Linked DNA regions of Homo sapiens: region 2 is linked to region 1. The links are chromatin loops, found by intact Hi-C in ENCODE. Cell type or tissue: PC-9. All regions are shown on one strand. Links, peaks and the distances in the headings refer to the core of each region. The heading gives the core; the rest is flanking DNA.

What was found. Hi-C counts contacts between places; a loop is a spot of excess contacts. Peaks named below come from ENCODE experiments on the same cell type or tissue, not always from the same donor. Only the 100,000 strongest peaks of a DNase experiment are listed, where the experiment ranks them.
Region 2: a loop joins it to region 1, with 7 times the contacts of the local background. A loop is called at or near these places in 2 of 110 quality-filtered maps.

What each region holds. Positions count from the first base shown.
Region 1 is chr1:15,300,155-15,310,547 of GRCh38, reverse strand. It overlaps FHAD1 (forkhead associated phosphopeptide binding domain 1), which reads right to left. Exons shown (of 34, transcript NM_001391957.1): 6 at 9,107-9,343; 7 at 1,812-1,935. Among named protein-coding and RNA genes, the nearest start is that of FHAD1-AS1, 39 kb to the left of the region's middle. RefSeq lists an enhancer at 4,479-5,678. In PC-9, for the core only: CTCF peaks have their summits at 5,431 and 5,648 (motif pointing right); a DNase peak (open chromatin) is centred at 5,677.
Region 2 is chr1:15,033,066-15,043,458 of GRCh38, reverse strand. KAZN (kazrin, periplakin interacting protein) reads right to left here. Exons shown (of 15, transcript NM_201628.3): 3 at 8,574-8,710. Among named protein-coding and RNA genes, the nearest start is that of TMEM51-AS1, 110 kb to the left of the region's middle. RefSeq lists a silencer at 5,071-5,130. In PC-9, for the core only: a CTCF peak has its summit at 5,136 (motif pointing left); no DNase peak of the experiment used is centred there.

The sequences.
Region 1 (10,393 bases), core at 1,476-9,475:
CCAGGCCATACCTGAGCCCAGGTCTGTCTGACTCCTTGATTAGAGGAGTGGTGTCTGAGACAGGCTTGTAGCGTGGATGGGGTGTGATGGACAGACGCTGGGGAGGAGGGCAGGGCCCAGCGAGATCCCCCTGGGATGCCTGGTGCCCAGAGCAGCCCTGCCCATAGGGCTCACAAGTATCCAAGAACATTCCATGTTAGGGAAGAACAGAGGTAGAAGCCTGGAGTGGGGAGGGGGACTGCAGAGTGAGGCAGAGGGAAAGCCACGGCCAGGCGGCCTGGGTCCTGCGGAGACAGCGATTGTGTCTGACTCAATGCTACGCTCTGCTTTCACAGCCACGGGCATGTTTCCTGCTGTGCAGGGGGGACTTTAGGAGCAATATGCCCAATCTGGACTCATTCCCTCTCCACCACCTGCTTTTCTCTCTTCCCCCTTTCTCTGTCCATGGCCCTATCATCTGCAGGTCTCGAGACATGCCATTCTCTGCCTTAAAAACCCTAACGTGTCCCATCACACTTAGAAGAAAACCTGAACCCCTCCCATGTAATGTGGCCCTGCCTCCCCCCTGACCCCACCAGGTCCCATAGCCCCTTGTTCCCTGACTCCAGCCACACTCGCCGGCAGTTGATCCAACACCGTGGCTTGGTCCAGCCTCGGGGCCTTTGCACCTGTGCTCTCTGCCCAGCATACCGTTCCCAGGGGCCTCCCGACAGCCCCTCCCACCTCCTCAGAGATATCCCTGCCCAGGCACTAAGCCAGGGATGTCCAATCTTTTGGCTTCCCTGAGCCACACTGGAAGAAGAAGAAGGGTCTTGGGCCACGCATAAAATACACTCACGCTAATAATAACTGATGAGCTAAAAAAAAAAATCGCTAAAAAAAAAAAATCTCATAATGTTTTAGGAAAGTTGAGGAATTTGTGTCGAGCCTCATTCAAAGCTGTCCTGGGCCATATGTGGCCCGCAGGTCGTGGGCTGGACAAGCTTGCACTAAGCTATTCTCCTTCACTTCACCCCCTGAGTGCTTCCCCACCACGGTGTCCAGCTTTATTTCCTCTGGAGCACTGATCTCTCTCTGGTATGGGCTTGTTCATTTATCTTTTTACTTCTTATTGTCTGTCATCCTCTCCCAAGTGTGAGCCCCATGAGCAGAGGGGCAGAGGGATCTTGACTGCTCAGGGCTCTCTCTCCCCAGTGCCTAGAACAGTGCCTGGCATCTAGCAGCTGCTCCATAAATGTGCTGAATGAATGAATGAATGAATGAATCCAGGCTAAGAAACAGCTGTGCCTGGCAAGGGTGGGCCATGAGTTGGCTGCCCCCTTGCCCACCCAAGTTCTTGAGTATCCAGCTACCTCTCAATTAGCAAAATGCTTTCGCTCCGGCCCAAGAGCACCAGTGTGAGATGGGTAAGAGGCTGGGTGCCTTAAACTGGCAACCCCATTTTAGCCACATTCTAGTTTGCATTCACAGCAAACTGGCTCATGGGACTGCCTGAGCTGCAGCTTGTCCTGTGTGTTCCCTGGTGAGGTCCATGCTCAGCAGGCCTTTTAGCTAACAGATAACATTTGCTCAAATATTTATCAAGGGCTCACTCCAAACCAGGCCCTATGCTAGGAACTGGATGGCACATAAACCTCTGAGGGTGAACTCAGATTCATGGACAGGAACTGCCTAAAGGGCTGCTGGGAAGAACTCTGAGGCTGCAGCCAAGTTCAGTAACAAAAAGTATGTGGTTGATTGGTGATGTCTGCTGTGGCCAAGAACAACGGGTGCGGGAGTGGCAGCTCCCAGGCCCGACTCCAAGGGCTCACCTGATGTGATAGCGTTGTCTCTCTTTAAGTTCTCGCCCTCATTCTTCAGGGATGTGATTTCTGAGTTCCGCTCTGACAGGGTCTGGCACAGCACCTTGCTGTAGCCTTTCTGTAGGGCACTGATCTGTGGGAGGAGGTGGCACAGTCAGAGGGGGGCTGGCCCACGTCTGGGAGACACACAGGTACTTCTCACAAGCTTGACAGAAAGATTCAGATTGAGTTTTGGCTGGGGTGTTGGGGAAACCAAGCTTTTTAGTTTTAACCAGTGGAAGGGACAGGGGAGGGCCTGTTCCTTCAAGGACCACCACTTCCTATGTCATCAAAACATGAACCTTATCTTTGTGCCCATAAAGGGGCCCAGGCCTGGCTGCCACTGGGGACACCTGGTTTCTTAATGTGCCTTCTGATGACCTTTGGACTCTCAGCCATAAACAGATCACCTGTTGGTTCCAGGTCGCCCAGTACTGACTGGATACAGAGCAAAGTTCAAGAGAGGGAAGCATGTTATAAAATTAATTCCCTCAAATGATAACAATAGGTTATATCTCACAGAACACTCTAGAACCTACAAAGCCCACTCACAGACACTACTCCTTCAACAGAGCCTCATGGCCTCTCCACAGAAGGCTCCTGGGAATGCTCCCGTATTAGTCTGTTTTCACGCTGTGATAAAGACATACCCGAGACTGGGAAGAAAAAGAGGTTTAGGCCGGGCGCAGTGGCTCACGCCTGTAATCCCAGCACTTTGGGAGGCTGAGGCGGGTGGATCATGAGGTCAGGAGATCAAGACCATCTTGGCTAACACGGTGAAACCCTGTCTCTACTAAAAATACAAAAAATTAGCTGGGTGTGGTGGCGGGCACCTGTAGTCCCAGCTACTCGGGAGGCTGAGGCAGGAGAATGGTGTGAACCCGGGAGGCAGAGCTTGCAGTGAGCCGAGATCGTGCCACTGCACTACAACCTGGGTGACAGAGTGAGACTCCGTCTCCAAAAAAAAAAAAAGAGAAAGAGGTTTAATTGGAATTACAGTTTCACTGGCTGGGGAGGCCTCAGAATCATGGCAGCGGCAAGAGAAAATGACGAAAAAGCAAAAGTGGAAACCCCTGATAAACCCATCAGATCTTGTGAGACTTATTCCCTGTAACTAGAACAGCATGAGAAAGACCAGCCCCCATGATTCAATTACCTCTCCCTGTGTCCCTCTCACAATGTGTGGGAACTCTGGGAGATACAATTCAAGTTGAGATTTGGTGGAGACACAGCCAAACCATATCATTCTGCCCCTGGCCCCTCCAAATCTCATGTCCTCACATTTCAAAACCAACCATGCCTTCCCAATAGTCCCCCAAAGTCTTAACTCATTTCAGCATTAACCCAAAAGTCAAAGTCTCATCTGAGACAAGGCAAGTCCTTCCCGCCTATGAGCCTGTAAAATCAAAAGCAAGCTAGTTACTTCCTAGGTACAATGGGGGTACAGGTATTGGGTAAATACAGCCATTCCAAATGGGAGAAATTGGCCAAAACAAAGGGGTTACAGGGCCCATGAAAGTCTGAAATCCAGCAGGGCAGTCAAACTTTAAAGCTCCAAAATGATCTTTTGACTCCAGGTCTCACATCCAGATTACGCTGATGCAAGAGGTAGGTTCCCATGGTCTTGGGCAGCTCCATCCCTGTGGCTTTGCAGGGTACAACCTCTCTCCCAGCTGCTTTCATGGGCTGGCGTTGAGTGTCTGCGGCTTTTCCAGGAGTACGATTCAAGCCATTGGTGGATCTACCATTCTGGGGTCTGGAGGACGGGGGCCCTCTTCTCACAGCTCCACTAGGCAATGCCCCAGTAGGGACTCTGTGTGGGGGCTCTGACCCCACATTTCCCTTCCACACTGCCCTAGCAAAGGTTCTCCATGAGGGCCCCGACCCCACAGCAAACTTCTGCATGGGCATCCAGGCATTTCCACACATCTTCTGAAATCTAAGCAGAGGTTCCCAAACCTCAATTCTTGACTTCTGTGCACCTGCAGGCTCAACACCATGTGGAAGCTGCAAAAGCTTGGGGCTTCCACCCTCTGAAGCCACAGCCCAAGCTCTATGTTGGCCCCTTTTAGCCATGGTTGGAGTGGGTGGGATATAGGGCACCAAGTCCCTAGGCTGCACACAGCATGGGGACCCCGGGCCTGGCCCACAAAACCACTTTTTCCTCCTGGGCCTCTGGGCCTGTGATGGGAGGGGCTGCTGTGAAGGTCTCTGACATGTCCTGGAGACATTTTCCCCATGGCCTTGGGGATTAACATTAGTCTCCTTGGTACTTATGCAAATTTCTGCAGCTGGCTTGAATTTCTCCCCCAGAAAATGGGTTTTTCTTTTCTACTCCATCATCAGGCTGCAAATTTTCTGAATTTATGCTGTTTCCCTTTTAAAATGGAATGCTTTTAACAGCACCCAAGTCACCTTTTGAATGCTTTGCTGCTTAGAAATTTCTTCTGCTGGATACACTAAATTATCTCTCTCAAGTTCAAAGTTCCACAAATCTTTAGGGCAGGGGCAAAATGCCACCATTCTCTTTGCTAAAACATAACAAGAGTCACCTTTGCTCCAGTTCCCAACAAGTTCCTCATCTCCATCGGAGACCACCTCAGCCTGGGCCTTATTATCCATATCGCTATCAGGCTTTTTGTCAAAGCCATTCAGCAAGTCTCTAGAAAGTTCCAAACTTTCCCACATTTTCCTCTCTTCTTCTGAGCCCTCCAAACTGTTCCAACTTCTGCCTGTTACTCAGTTCCAAAGTTGCTTCCACATTTTCAGGTATCTTTTCAGCAATGCCCCACTCTATTGGTACCAATTTACTGTATTAGTCTGTTTTCACACTGCTGATAAAGCCATACCCGATACTGGGAAGAAAAAGAGATTTAATTGGACTTACAGTTCCACATGGCCGGGGAGGCCTCAGAATCATGGTGGGAGGCGAAAAGCACTTCTTACATGGCGGCGGCAAGAGAAAATGCGGAAGAAGCAAAAGCGGAAACCCCTGATAAAACCATCAGATCTCATGAGACTTATTCACTATAACGAGAACAGCACAGGAAATACTGGCCCCCATGATTCAATTACCTCCTGCTGGGTCCCTCCCACAACATGTGGGATTTCTGGGATACAATTCAAGTTGAGATTTGGTGGGGATGCAGTCAAACCACATCAGCTCCCATTTTGCAAGTGAGGAAATCAAGACTCAGAGGGGTGAGGTTGCTTGCTTGGGATTGCACGGATCAGTCGGTGGTAGAGTTACGATCCAAATCCAGGCTTTAGTTGCCTGCTTCCAGTTCTTTCCACGTGGCTCTAGGAACCAGCATTAACAGCCTGAGGCCGTGGAGCATGGTAGGGACTCAGGAGCCAGACTGCCATCTGCAAAATCCGTCTCTGTGTGAAGGTAGGGAGGACACCAATTCTGTCCCATTTTTTTATTCTGTAAGTGTGGTGACAGTCGTAATTTCAGGGTTGTTGAAAGCATTTTCATAAGTTAGTACATGTAAGAGTACATAGACCATGCCTGGCTCCCCACATAGACACTAGCTCTGATTATTCTACGGTGCGTTTTAGCTTCTGCTTCTCTTGCCTGTCTCCAGGAAGGTAGACTGATAGTATTTTTGTGTGCATTTGTAAGCCTTGCCTAGGCTCACTTAAACACCAGTGTGATTGTTATTAAGAGGAGTGCAAGAATCCCTGTTAATCATCTCATCGTGTTGCAGGCATATCATAAGATATGACAGGGTGGGAGTCGGGGGGGACCCCGACAATGCAGATACGGTGTGCCCTGCACCTGGCCACCAGGTGGCGCTCACAGTCTGTTTTTAGTGTCTGTCCCTGAAAACCTTGTGGCTATGACTCGGTGGTAGAATTAACAGAAGGATCAAGGTTTCACAATTTCTACGGCCCATTTCGTGCACCAGTCACATCTTCCCTGGGGCATCTGAGACACTGGAGAAGGGGTGCTCACTAGAAGATGGAGGGACATGGGCTGCAATGTCCCAACCCTCTCCAAGGCCATACTTGCGCAGGTCTCCACTTCGGAAACTTGGAGTGAAAAAAATTATTTCACCTCTTCCTGTTTTCTGTGGGGACATGCAACTCTCCCATAAAAAGGCACTTGGAATTTTTTTTTAAAAAAGTTACAGCTCTTCTCAGCTTAATGCTTTTGTTTGTATACCAGAGGCACAACACAGAGAGAAACTTCCAGAAGGGATGGGAAAATACATCCCCCAGACTCCAGTGCTGTCTGACAGATAGGAAATGTTTCAATCTAAGTACCAGAGCTTTAGGATATCAGACTGTGGGAAAACTCCAAGTAGTCTTCAAACATCTTCATCAATTTCATGACCAAAATAAATATCCATATTGTCTATAATTGGCATAAATCCCCAGGTGTTAGTGCCTATTACACTGTGTAATAAAATGGGCACTGGGTCATAAGAAAGTTAATAGTGCTAGGAAGACTGATTGCTTTAAGATACTAATTCAGCTTCTAATTAGCACAGGCAGTGCAGGCCGCATGGCGGTACGCATTGTCTTGGGGTATTGTATCAGATCGAAGGGCTTTGAGAGCAAATCGTTATGCACACACTTTCAGGAGACCCAGGAGAATAAAGTAATCAGAACAATAAATCAACCTGCCATGTGGCTTGTACGTCTGCTTGAATGTTCTGTTGGCAATAGAATATTTAAGAGACTAAAATGTGAGCAGATGAAACTTGATTTGGATTCAGACCAACTGCATCCTTTAGCTCAGAGATGCTTTGTTATAAAGTATCATCTTTCAATTATGAGCCAAGATCAAAGTGGGGGGAGGAGTATTAATAAGTCAGAGTAATTCTTTCTTTCTTTCTTTTTTTTTTTTTTTGAGACAGAGTCTCACTCTGTTGCCCAGGCTAAAGTGTGGTGGCATGATCTCTGCTCATTACAACCTCTACCTCCCAAGTTCAAGTGATTCTCCTGCCTCAGCCTCCCAAGTAGCTGGGATTACAGGCACGCACCATCACGCTTGGCTAACTTTTGTATTTTTAGTAGAGACGGGTTTCGCCATGTTGGCCAGGCTGGTCTCGAACTCCTGACCTCAGGTGATCCGCCTGCCTTGGCCTCCCAAAGTGCTGGGATTACAGGCGTGAGCCACCACGCCCGGCTACAGAGTAATTATTTATAGATAATTTCACGGTGAAAGATAAATTTCCAGATAATGTGAGCACTTTAAACAATACCCAAAATGTGGACACAGACTCAAAGAGATGTGACAGTTACTCATCCTTAACCTTGTATCTGGACAAGACACTTCACTTAGTGCAGGAAAGCTCTGAAATGGGAGAGTTACTGAAAAAGATGGAGATCTGGTTGCAAAACTGGGTTCAGATGAGAAGAGAAAGAGGCTCCTCAAGGAGTTAGAGACATGTCCAGGCAGCTGTCTGCAGCAGTATTTCCTATAGGACCAGCTCCTTTCATTGCTCTTTCAAAAACAGGTCTGAAGGAGGGTCACTGCCTCAATATTAGGGCATATATTTGTCTGTTTTGTTGTCTACTCTGTCCCCCTCATTGGAACACAACTGTAAGAAGACAAGGATCAGGTCAACCTTGTTCTCTGCCGAATTCCCAGAGCGCAAAAGAGGGCCTGGCACTGGGTAGTCACTCAACAAACGTTTGAATGAACGAATGAGTGGATGAATGAATGAATGAACAGACACTGTCCTATTCTGGAAGGTAACTAGGCCCAGCCCTTGCCCTTGTGGAGTTTATAGTCCCGGAAAGACTCTTCGAGGTTCACCATGTCTAACCTAGGCTTTTTCCAGGGCTGAAACTGTGCACCCTGAACTGGGTACAGAAGGCAGAGGCCAAAAGCAGTGAATCGGCGAACAGAGGCCCCAGGCATGTCCACAGTTTAACCAGCATGATGCACTGAGGGTGAAATTCACCAGTGGCCCATTACTCTTTTAACAACTTTGTTGACTGATATACAATATCACTGACCACTTTTTTTTTTTTTGAGACGGAGTCTCGCTCTGTCGCCCAGGCTGAGTGCAGTGGTGCTATCTTGGCTCACTGCAAGCTCTGCCTCCCAGGTTCATGCCATTCTACTGCCTCCCGAGTAGCTGGGACTACAGGCGCCCGCCACCACACCTGGCTAATTTTTTGTATTTTTAGTAGAGACGGGGTTTCACTGTGTTAGCCAGGATGGTCTTGATCTCCTGACCTTGTGATCTGCCTGCCTCAGCCTCCCGAAGCGCTGGGATTACAGGCGTGCGCCACCGCGCCCAGCCATCACTGACCAATCTTAAAGTAAAAAAAAAAAGAATTTGAATCAAGTTTCAAGAGAAACGTACATGACTGGTAAATTCAGAAATTCCAGGTGAAGAATTTTTGTTTGATGAAATTCCCTATAAGTGAACCAGTAACTAACTGCCTTCAGGGTTTGGTAAAGGCCTCTGTGTTTGGAACACCGGGCAGTTCCTTCTCCCCACTTAGCTAACTTCCCATAGCTCTCTCTGGCTGGGGCTGGATTTGGGTGAGACGCGGTTACTGAAGTGACAGCATTGTGGGGAAATAGGAAATCGAGGTGAGAACATGGGGTCTGCGAGAAGGCGGACCTGAGTTCAAATTGCACTGCCACCTCTCACGTGCTGTGCAAGCTGTAAGCAGTTCCTGGGTGTCTCTGGGCCTGTCTTAGACTTTTTTCTTTCTTTCTTTTTGAGACAGGGTCTCACTCTGTCACCCAGGCTGGAGTGCAGTGGCGCCATCTCAGTTCTCTGCAACCTCTGCCTCCCAGGTTCAGCCTCGGCCTCCCAAGTAGTTGGGATTACAGGCATGCACCATCACGCCTGGCTAATTTTTGTATTTTTAATAGAGACAGGGTTTCACCATATTGGCCAGGCTGGTCTCAAACTCCTGACCTCAAGTGATCTGCCTGCCTCAGCCTCCCAAAGTGCCAGATTACAGGTGTGAGCCACAGCGCCCGGCCTGGGCCTGCCTTAGACCCTTCATCTGTAGAATGGATGTGTCAGAGGATTGTGAGGTTTAAATAAGTTAATCTAAAGCGCTTTGCACTAGTTCTTGCACATGGCCAGTGCTGAACAAAGGCTGATCTTGTTCTTACCATGCTAGGAAACTGCCGAATCTCCCAGTCTTGTGGATTTGTGTTCTTAACCACCATGCTCCACTGACCACGCGTTCCCTAACTCTGGGTGGCTCACCTTGGTTGGTGGTCCTGGGGCCTCCCGGGCCTTGGCCTGAGAGCTGTGCTGTACCTCTCAGGCTCTGCCTACCTGGCTTTTCAAGCTCTGGATCTCTTTCTGTTTGGCATCGATGTCTTCATCCAGAACCTGACACTTCTGCGAGATCTCCTTCTCATTCTGCCTGGAGGTGGTGGTCTCTGACACCTTCTGACTCAGCTCAGCCACTTCATTCTGCAGGTTTGCTATTATGACGTCTTTGTATTTGGATTCAATTTCATAATCTGAGAGACGGCTGACCTCTTTTCCCAGCAGCAGAATTATTTCATCCTGGGTAGAGATCAGATGGGAGGCTTACTAGGTGTGGGCCTAGGTGTGAGGCTGAGCCCATTAAAAAAAAGTAGGGGCCGGGTGCGGTGGCTCACGCCTGTAATCCTAGCACTATGGGAGGCCAAGATGGGTGGATCGCCTGAGGTCAGGAGTTCGAGACCAGCCTGGCCAACATGGTGAAACCCTGTCTCTACTAAAAATACAAAAATTAGCTGGGTGTGGTGGCAAGCGCCTGTAATCCCAGCTACTTGGGAGGCTGAGGCAGGAGAATCGCTTGAACCCGGGAGGCAGAGGTTGCAGTGAGCCCAGACCATGCCATTGCACTCTAGCCTGGGCAACAAGAGCAAAACTGTCTCAAAAAAAGGTAGGAAAATTATAGTGTAATTATTTTGGGAAAGTAAGGGCAGGCAGGCAGGGAAAAGGCAGACTTTGAGGCTCTCTGTCACTTGGCAACTCATAGAGACAAGAGTTTGGTTAAAATGATTACTTGCATACAGACTTCTATAAGTCATGTGTATACCTTAGAGCGACAGAAACTTTCCTTTCCCCTAAAATTATACTTTCATATTAAGAACCACCATCCCACTTGGGAATTTTTGTTGCCAAAAAGTTTATTTATAATATTTTTAGGAATCAACTTACCAGGCCTCAGTCTAACATCTGGGGACGAAGGAAAGGTAATTAAGGAAATGACTCTATTCAACCACATTCTGACTATAATGGGGCTATTTAACTTTACAAATTTAATACATTCTGAAATAGCTTTTCCCCTTTCCTCTCTTCTGTTATTCCCTGGCTCTTTTGGTTATTCACATAAAAATTTATTCCAGGTAACTGAGTCATGAAAAATAAATGAGAGGGGAATGGTGATTTATGTATATAGGCTCTTGTAAATTTCAGGCTGGAAAAAACTTTGGGCTTGGCAGGCTGTACCCACAGGTATCATTAACCCAGTCCCCCATCTCTCCAAAAGAAAAAGCACCGTAGCCGAAGAATTTGTTAGGTTTCCCAAAAAAGGGGGAAAAAATCCCCCAAACTTCTCACCAGAAC
Region 2 (10,393 bases), core at 937-8,936, 270 kb after region 1:
TGCTTTGGGGAAGTCATTCTACCTCATCGAGTCTGGGTTCCCCTTATGTAAAATGGGGCAGGAGTCAATCCTACTTGTTTCAAAGAATTCTAAAGATTGAATGACTTCACGTGCGGGAAATACTTAACACAGTCTGACAGAAGTTAGGGTGCAATAGTTGTTCTGGGGCTTTGTTCTGTTTGGTCAATTGTGTTCATCACAGGGAAACAGGGTCAACAGTAAGGAGGCACCAGCGACCCCAATTGTCTGGACTGCCACAAGGTCCGGCCACCACTCCACAGGGTCACAGCCTGTGAGAGAAACAGTTGCTGTGTCCTGAATGCAGCACAGTCCTCAGCCGCTTGCCCCAGCCCCTCCCCAGGCTGGCCCTCCTGCATGAGCTGTTTTCTGTGATTGTCCAGGGAAGGGCCAGGCCCCGGCTGTGCCAGTCCCCAGAGCAGAGCCAGCAGGGAAGGAACAGACAGCTGAATCGAGGCTGTGACCTCTGTTGGCCGGAGCAAAGTTTCAGAACAACAGGCGTCCTTTTGAGAAGGACAGTCCCAGCGGGGAGCTCTACCCATCCACCCAGCCACCATCTTCCCATTCACCAAATCAAAAGCAAATCCAAGGTCTCCGTGTGGCCTGGGACCGTGGAGAGAGGCCACCATCCTGCCTTGTCTGACAAACCTGTCTCTGAAGGCCTCACTTCCAGATGGTGAGAGACAGGGAGGCTGAGGGAGAACGTGGCCTTTTCTCTGTGGCTGTCAGAGCTGTAGCTATGGCCTTGGTTCTGGAGACAGAGGGAGAACCTGGGCCAAATCCTGGCTTTGCAATGACTGCTGTGAGTCATCCCTGCCTCAGTTTCCCCATCTGTAACCAGGGGATAATACCACATATACTTTGGGGCGTTTGTGTGGGTCTGCATGAAGGAATCCACCTGGAGAGCTCTGCACAGGACTGGGCTCCCAGCAGGCACCTGCTCGCCTCACTCAGATCCCTGCTCAATTGTCTCCTCCTCTGAGAAGCCTTCCCTGACCACCCACGTAAGAAAGAAGCCCCAGGCCCTCTCTAACCTGTTTTCTTTATTTGAAGCTGATACTGGTCTGTTATTCAACCAATATTTGTGGATATTTGTCTGGTACAAACCAGACAAAAATCCCTGCACTCGTGGAGCTTATAGTGAAAAATTCTGCTACAGTGTAGAAACTGACCACTGGGGTAAGGGTTGTCCCTGAGAACCCGCTGGTGTACAAGAGGCTGCTTATAAAATGTCCCTGAATTAGGAGGAAGCCCCACTAGGTCCCTCAGGATCATTTTTGTCTCATCGCAGTCACTGGTTCACACTACTACTCACGAACAGACCAAGGGCTCTAGGCCGGGTGGGAAGGCCTGTAGGTGCTTTCAAGTTTTGGACTCCCACCTTCTTGGGGTCATATTCCGCGGCAGCAGGAGAGCTGGGCTCAGCAGCAACTGTCACAGAACGTTCTGTACAGTGCTAAGGCTTTTAGGTGCATTATTTAAATCTCACAACCACCCCTGAGGCAGGGACTATGATTATCCCTATGTCACAGATGAGCAAACTGAGGCCCAGAGAGGTAAAACAACTTCGCCAGCTCATAGACAGTGTGGTAGAGGCCTCAATCCCTGCTGGTACCTGAGGCAGGAAAGGAACTGAAAGGAGACGCCTGAGAGGTCTGGAACTGGAAGGGGGTTGGGGGTGGTGGGAATTTCTGAGGGTGGGATTTGGCCAAGACCTCATGGGGCCTTGGATGACAGGCCTGGGAGCTGAGGTTCTTTGGGGCTGCCAGCACTTGGGGATCACATGGACATAAGAGGGGAGTGTGGCCGGGCACAGTGGCTCATGCCTGTAGTCCCAGTATTTTGGGAGGCTGAGGTGGATGGATCACCTGAGGTCGAGAGTTCGAGACCAGCCTGACCAACATGGAGAAGCCCTGCCTCTACTAAAAATACAAAGTTAGCTGGGCGTGGTGGTGCATGCCTGTAATCCCAGCTACTCGGGAGGCTGAGGCAGGAGAATCGCTTGAACCTGGGAGGCGGAGGTTGCAGTGAGCCGAGATCCCGCCATTGCACTCCAACCCGGGCAATAAGAGCAAAACTCCATCTCAAAAAAACAAAAAAAAAAAAAAAGAAAAAAAATGCGGAGAGTAGAATACAGAGGGGAGAGGAGGGGCTGCAGGGGCATGAAGGTCTGGCTAGGAGCCGGGTGCGGTGGCTCATGCCTGTAATCCCAGCACTTTGGGAGGTGGAGGAGGGCAGATCACTTGAGGTCAGGAGCTCGAGACCAGCCTGGCCAACATGGTGAAACCCCATCTCTACTAAAAAAAAAAAAAAAATACAAAAATTCGCCAGGTGTGGTGGCATGCGCTTGTATTCTCAGCTACTCCAGAGGCTGAGGCACGAGAATCGCTTGAACTCAGGAGGCAGAAGTTGCAGTGAGTGGAGATCATGCCACTGCACTCCAGCCTGGGCAACAGAGTGAAACTCCATCTCAAAAAAAATAAAAAAAACAAAAAACAAAAAAAGTCTGGCTGGGGAGGTGACAGTGGTGAGATGAAAGTGGCCTGTTTCCCTTCCATCTGCAGTCACGTGACAGGGAAAGTGCATTTGGCACAGCTTTCAGAAATGTTGCAGTTTTGCCACATTCTGTTTTTTGTTTGTTTGTTTTTGTTTCCTTTTTTTTTTTTAACTTTTTTGAGATGGAGTCTTGCTCTGTCACCCAAGCTGGAGTGTAGTGGTGCGATCTTGGCTGACTGCAACCTCTGCATCCCGGGTCCAAGCAATTCTCCTGCCTCAGCCTCCCGAGTAGCTGGGACTACAGGCGGACAACACCACATCCAGATAATTTTTGTATTTTTAGTAGAGGCAGGCTTTTGTCATGTTGGCCAGGCTGGTGTTGGACTCCTGACCTCAGGTGATCTGTCTGCCTCAGCCTCCCTAAGTGCTAGGATTACAGGCATGAGCCACCATGCTGGGTCATCGGCCACATTCTGGACAGGCCAAGACCCCTCCTTTCTCAGCAGCCTTGTTCCTGTGCCATCCCCCGACTCCCAGTAGCTCAGGGCCTGGGGTCCTTCCTGCTGCCTGCTCCAGTGGAGTCCTACAGGAGTCTGCTGGAGAAGTTGGGTGGGCCATGGCAGACTAAGCGGGCACAGTTGCGTGGGCGAGGGAACCTGAGGGTTCCAGTCATCCTGTTCCAGGGGGACATTTATCATGCACATAAAATGCAAATCATTTTTGGTAACCAGCTGCAAGATCTTGGAAGAGATGAAATAAAACCAGGACTTGTGGCTTCAGTTTTGCCAAACTGGCTCTAAACATGTGTCCTTGGGTCAGTCACTTGACCCTTGCGGACCTCAGTCTTCCCACCTGTAAAATGGGGCTGGACCCAACAATGACTAAAATATTGTTTTAATGTTGCTATTCCACCGATCTACAGGCGCGACTCTCTCCACTTCTAATATTCATATCTTAGTATTAAGGTATTAATTTTTTTAAAATCAGTATTTTCCAAAGTTCATTTTTCTGAATGAATCTGAAGGGCATTATGAAGCCAATCAATAAAAGTGGCACTTGCTGCTCAGCTGTAGCTACAGGGAGCTGCCCCCGGCAGTCATAGCCACAAGGCTTCTATTGAGTAGCGTCAACCCCACCCCAGCGGCTGGTCAGACTTGGGGGATGCCCCTAGTCACCTATGTCTTAAAAAATGACACGGTGCTCTCCATGGGAATTTTATTGCCAAATATGAGATGGATGTTACACTTTGAGATGGATATGTTAATTACTCTGATCTGATAACTATACATTCCATGGATCCAAACATCACTATGTACCCCATTAAAATGTATCATTTTTGCCCAAATAATTTTAAAAAACAAATTTGATATATCATGAAAAGACACAGAGAAGCACTGGTATGAAATGCTAGTTTGGCCACTGAAATAGCCAGCACTCTACCCATGGTTCACAGGGACAGCTGTGACCTCCTCTCTGTGGTCGGCCTTGGGTTGTTGAAAATGGCAAACAGTGGGACTCATTCCTTCGTTCCTCTGAACATGCACTGAGTGGTGTGGGGACGGTGGCCCAGGCCAGGCCCAGTCCTATGAGCTCTGGGGCTGGGGCTCTGGGACTAGACCTCCTGGGTTTGCATCCTGCCTCTACCCCTTTCCATAATCGTGTGGCCCTCGGCCTGAGACTTTACCTAAGTCTCAGTTTTCACCTGTTAAATGGGGGGAATGGGGACAATCACTCCTCGAAGGATTGCTATTAAAATAGCAAATGTGAAGAGATGAGGGCAGTGCCTGTGCACGGTAGGTGCACAATAAACATCTGCTACTGGTAATATCACATTCATGTCTGTATACAGTAGGTGCACAATAAACGTCTGCTGTTGGTAATAGCACATTCGTGTCTGTATACAGTAGATGCACAATAAACATCTGCTACTGGTAATATCACATTCATGTCTGTATACAGTAGGTGCACAATAAACGTCTGCTGTTGGTAATAGCACATTCGTGTCTGTATACAGTAGGTGCACAATAAACATCTGCTACTGGTAATATCACATTCATGTCTGTATACAGTAGGTGCACAATAAACGTCTGCTGTTGGTAATAGCACATTCATGTCTGTATATAGTAGGTGCACAATAAATGTCTGCTGTTGGTAATAGCACATTCATGTCTGTATACAGCAGGTGCACAATAAACATCTGCTATTGGTACTGTCACGGTCATGCCTTATACAGTAGGTGCACAATAAATGTCTGTTACTTGTCATGTTCATGCCTTAAACAGTAGTTGCACAATAAACATCTGCTATTGGTAACACCATGTTCATGCCTGTATATAGTAGGTGCACAATAAACATTGGATATTGGTAATATCACATTCATGCCTGTATACAGTAGGTGCACAATAAACGTCTGCTATTGGTAATACCATGTTCATGCCTGTATACAGCAGATGCACAACAAACGTCTGGTATTAGTAATACCATGTTCATGCCTGTATACAGTAGGTGCACAATAAACATTTGCTATAGGTAATACTGTGTTCATGCCAGCTCCTGCTGAGGTGGCCTCTGAAGGCAGCCATCACATCAGTCCCTGCCAGGATGATTACCTGGTAACAGCGCCATCTTTTGGATCCTCTTGGACTCTGCTCAGCACCCTCTTGCTTTTTTTTTTCTTTCTTTTCTTTTTTTGAGATAAGGTCTCATTCTGTTGCCCAGGCTGGAGTGCAGTGGCACAATCTGGGCTCACTGCCACCTCAACCTCCCTGGCTCAAGCAATCCTCCTGCTTCAGCCTCCCAAGTAGCTGGGACTACAGGCGTGTGCCACCCTGCCCCACTAATTTTTAAAATTTTTTGTAGAGATGGAGGTCTCACTCTGTTGTCCAGGCTGGTCTTGAACTCCTGGGCTCAAGCGATCCTCCCACCTTGGCTTCTCAGAGTGCTGGGATTACAGGTGTGAGCCACCGTAACTGGCTGCTTTTCTAAATCCTGATCTGTCCTCCTTCAGGGCATGTGTTCTCAGGGAGCTCTTTCTTCTAGCTCCTGATTCCTGGGTCCTCTGAGACCCTCTGTCCCTCCCAGAAGGACTTGTCTGGGTTCCTTTCTGCACAGGTCTTGCCTCTCCACCCCATTCCCAGAAACCAGACCTACGACTGGGGTCTGTGTGGGACCAGCCACAGCTCCAATCCTGCCCACCCGGGGCCTTCGTTTCCTTCTCCGGGTTTGCCAGTGAGACCAACAACAGGGAGTGGCAGGTGAGGGGCCGGCAGAGGGGCTTTGAAATCCACTGTGGAATTTTCATGATCAAATGGCTGACTCTGAATCCCCGAAAGCAATAATAATGATAATGATAATAATAATGGTAGCAGGCATATGCCCCTACCCCCCTTGCTTTCCATGCCCCGGGAACCTCAGGTCTGACAGCACTGGGCTGTGAGTAGTTGCAATCTTCATCCTGCTTTACAGATGTGAAGGCTGAGACCGGGGAGAGTCAGCTGTTTGCCCGAGCCACCCCCATAGCGAGTGCAGAGGTGAGATGCTAACCTATCTGTCTGCTCTTAATCCCTGCGTGACCCTGGTCCCAGGAGGGGAGGAAGCTGGTGGCTCAGGGGACAAGTAGAAGGTCAGCTTGGAGCCTGTCTTCTGCCCCAGGGCCAGCACGTCACTGAAGGCTATGGGCTGGTTCTCTGGCCCCACTGTGTCCTGTCCCCAATAAAAAAGAGGTAACCAGGTTTCCCTGCTGCTGGGCATGGGGCTGGTCAGGCAGAGGCTCTCCCTGCCTTGCCCACTGAAAAAAGACCAAGCTCCTTAGGCCGAGAATGGAGAAATGAGAGAGGTGGACACAGAAGGGGAGGCAGGGAGCAGAGGCGACCAGAAGATGCTGTGCTGAGTGCCAGGGGGTGATGGGGTTGGGGGAAGAGGCGCGCTGCACAGGGGGAAGGCCCGTAGGCTCTGGACCCAGGCCCTGTAAGCCCCTGCCCTGCCATCGCCGGCTGCATGACCGTGGGTGAGTTATCTCCCCTCTCTGTGTCTATCAGCTCATCTGTGAAATGGGAGGATAACCATATGCCCCACAGTGTCCGTGTGGATGTTAAATGAATGGACACACACGAGGCTCTGAGAACTCTTCCTGTAAGCCCTTGAAGTACATGCCGTAACTCCCACAGCACGCCCCTGTGAGCACACACGTGTACCTGCATCATCAGACAGGATAGCGGTGTCCCCTACCCCTCCCTCTGCATGGAGGTCACTCTGAGCTCCTGGTCTCTGACTCCTTGCTGGTGGCCAAAGGCAATGCTGCTGAGACAGCCTCACCCTAAGGAGCGGACCCCAGGCCCACGAGCTGCACCCCAGGCCCATGAGTTGCTCCCCATGCCAGAGTCTGAGAAAGCAGCCTCTGTGGGCTCCCCTGCCTCCCTCTGCCTTGCTTCTGGGTCGTCCCCTTCCTGCCAAACCGTTTGCCTGTGACAGGCATGGGGAGGCTCAGTTCATCTAATATGAAAGGGAGCCAGGCCAAACAGGCAGGGGAAGGGGAGCTGGGTGGTCAGGGCAGGGGGAGCTGGGCAGGCAGGGCAGGGGAGGGCTGGGCCGAGCAGGCAGGGCAGGGGGAGCCGGGCGGGGCAGGCTAGGCAGAGGGAGCTGGGCGGGCAGGGCAGAGGGAGCTGGGTAGGCAGGGCAGGGGAGGGCTGGGGCGAGCAGGCAGGGCAGAGGGGGATGGGGGGAGAGGTAGGCAGGGTAGGGGGAGCCGGGCCCTGCTCTCGAGTCGGGCACTGAGGGCAGCTAGAAGTCCCAGATCCCCATCAGGGGCTGTGGTGGCCTGGCCCAGAGAACTCTCGAGGCTCCTTTCATCATAGAAAGGAAGTGATGTGCATGCCCGGGAGGTGACAGTGAGGAATCAGCGGTGAAGACCAAAGTGGGTAGGGGGGACCAAGCATCTAGATTCAAATCCAGTCTGAACACTCTGGTCTCTGAACTGCGGCTCAGAGGCAGCATCTGGGAAGGACTCATTCACCTGGCCTGCTGCTTCCCACTGTTCAAAAAAGGGGCCTCGAGCTGAACACCCTGTGACAAGGGCTGTGACCAAGGTGCCTACGCAGGGCAGAAAACAGAGGCCAGAAGTGCATTCAGCTCGAGGCTGGAGTGCAGTGGGGTGATCTCGGCTCACTGCAACCTCCACCTCCTGGGTTCCAGTGATTCTGTGCCTCAGCCTCCTGAGTAGCTGGGACTGTAGGTGTGCACCACAATGACCGGCTACTTTTTGTATTTTTAGTAGAGATGGGCTTTTGGCCAGGCTGGTCTCGAATTCTTGTCCTCAAGCATTCCACCCACCTGGGTCTCCCAAAGTGCTAGGATTACAGGTGTGAGCCACCGTGCCTGGCCAGGGGACTGACTCTTCTTTAAGTTTTGGTGTCCTCTTTGGCATGTCATACCACAGATACCAGAGAGATACATGGTGAAACAAATTCCTCAGTTGTCTGGCCCATAAACTCCTATTCACCCCACAGAGCCCAATGCATATGTCACTTCCTCTGTGAAGCCTTCCAAGACTCCCTCCCTATAGGCAGAACTTCCTGCTGTCTCACTGGGGCTCCCCAGCTCTCTCTTCACACTTTTATTATGGTGTTAGTAAATGTTAGCTATGCGTCTTATTGATGATGCTATACTATGTGCCAGGCACCAGGCTGAGTGCTCGGCATTCATCATCTCATAGAGTCCTTACTGTAGCTTTGAAAGGTCCACCACAATCACCACTCTGCAGAGAGGAAACTGAGGCTCTGAGAGGTCAAGCGAGACCTGCGAGGGCACACACACAAGGAGCCAGGATCTGAACCCCCCGGACTCCTGAGTCCACGCTGTCCTGTTTGCCCAGGAGACATGGAGATCCCTCTCCGGGGGTTGTGCCGGTTTTATCTCGGTGCCTAGGCCTGGCTGGACACATCAAGGGCCTCCCTATCTGTGTTTGGGGATTCAAGAGGCAGAGCCTGTGAAGGTGGCCAGCCAGCAGGGGAGGTGGGAGCTGGTGTGTCGGGAGGGGAGGGGAGGGCAGGGCGGCGGCTGACCTTGCGGTGCTGCTCATAGTTGCGGATGAAGTCTCGGAGCTGCTCCTCGCGGCTCTCCAGTGTGGCATACAGCTGCTGCATCTGGCTCACCAGGTCTGTCTTCTCGCCCTTTAAGCGCTTCCGATCAGCTTTCATGGCTGGGGATAAAGGAGAGAGTTAGTTCCCAAGACCCCAGCTGTCCTCTCCAGATGCCTGAGTGCTGAGAAGTGGCATCACCGCCGTCACCTTTGTAACAGGTGAGAAAACAGGGCTCAGAAAGACGAAATGTCCCTTCCATGTGCCCTTGCCACTTGGTGGCCTTCCCAGGATTCCAAGCCAGGCTCACCTATGTCGAGAGCCCCGATTCTCCCCTCTCAGCTGTGTCAATCTGACCAGGGAGCAAGTCGTTGTCGAAACTGCTTTCCCAGCCCTAAGCTGGCTGAGTGTTCAATGACGAAGAACTGAGGCCTGGTGGGCTCCAGGGGCCCATGGCTCAGGAATCGGACAGGGCCTCAGTTCCCTCTCAAAAGGAACCCTGGGCCACCCTGAGTCCACTGGAACCACTCAGTCCAGCCCAACAGCCCCTCCTGCCTCATTTCTTCCGTGGGGAGAAGTATTACGTTAAAAACATGCACTAAGACATATACCAAAAGTGTAGAGCAACAAAAGAAAATACAGATAGATCGGAATTCATCAAAATTAAAACCGTTTGTGTTTCAAAGGATATCATCAAGAAAGTAAAGGACAACTCATAGAATGGGAGAAAATATTTGCAAATCCTGTATCTCATAAGCGGCTTCTATCTGGAATATACAAGTCTCTCTTGCAACTCAATAATAAAAAGAACAGGAAGTCATTTAAACAGGAAGTCAGGTGCGGTGGCTTATGCCTGTAATCCCAGCAATTTGGGAGGCTGAGGCAGGCCGATCACTTGAGATCAGGAGCTTGAGACCAGCCTGGCCAACATGGTGAAACCCCCTCTCTACTAAAAATACCAAAAATTAGCCAGGCGTGGTGGTGTGTGTCTGTAATCCCAGTTATTCGGGAGGCTGAGGCAGGAGAACTGCTTGAACCTAGGAGGTAGAGGTTGCAGTGAGCTGAGATTGCACCACTGCACTCCAGCCTGGGTGAGAGAGCGAGACTCTGTTACAAACAAACAAACAAACAAAATGGGCAAAGGATCTGAACAGACACTTCTCCAAGAAATGGCCAATAGGGACATGAAAAAACTCGGTATCAATTGTCATCGGGGAAATGCAAATCAAAACCACAATGAAATACCACTTCACACTCACTAGAATAGCTAAAAATAGAAAACAGACAATAGCAAGGGCTGGTGGGATGTGGAGAAACTGGAATCCTCATGCACTGCTGGCAGGAATGTGAAATGGTGCAGCTGCTTTTGGAAAAGTCTGATAGCTCCTCCAAAGATTAAGCATCAACTTACCATACGACCCTGCGATTCTACTCCTAGGCATACATCCAAGAGCTATGAAAACATATGTCTACACAAAAACTTATATGCAAATGTTTATAGCATTATTCATCAGAGCCCAAAAGGTGAAAATAACTCGAAAGTCCACCAATGGATGACTAATAAGCAAAATGAGATATATCCACACAATGGAATATTACCTAATAATAAATAAAAACAAGGAGGGCCATTGCTCAGTATGCATGGGGATTGGTTCCCGAACTCCCTGTGGACACCAAAATCCACAGATGCTCAAGTCCTTTATATAAAATGGCATAGTATTTGCACACAACCTACACAATCCCCTCATACACTTTATCTCTAGATCACTTACAATACCTAGTAAAATATAAATGCCACATGAATA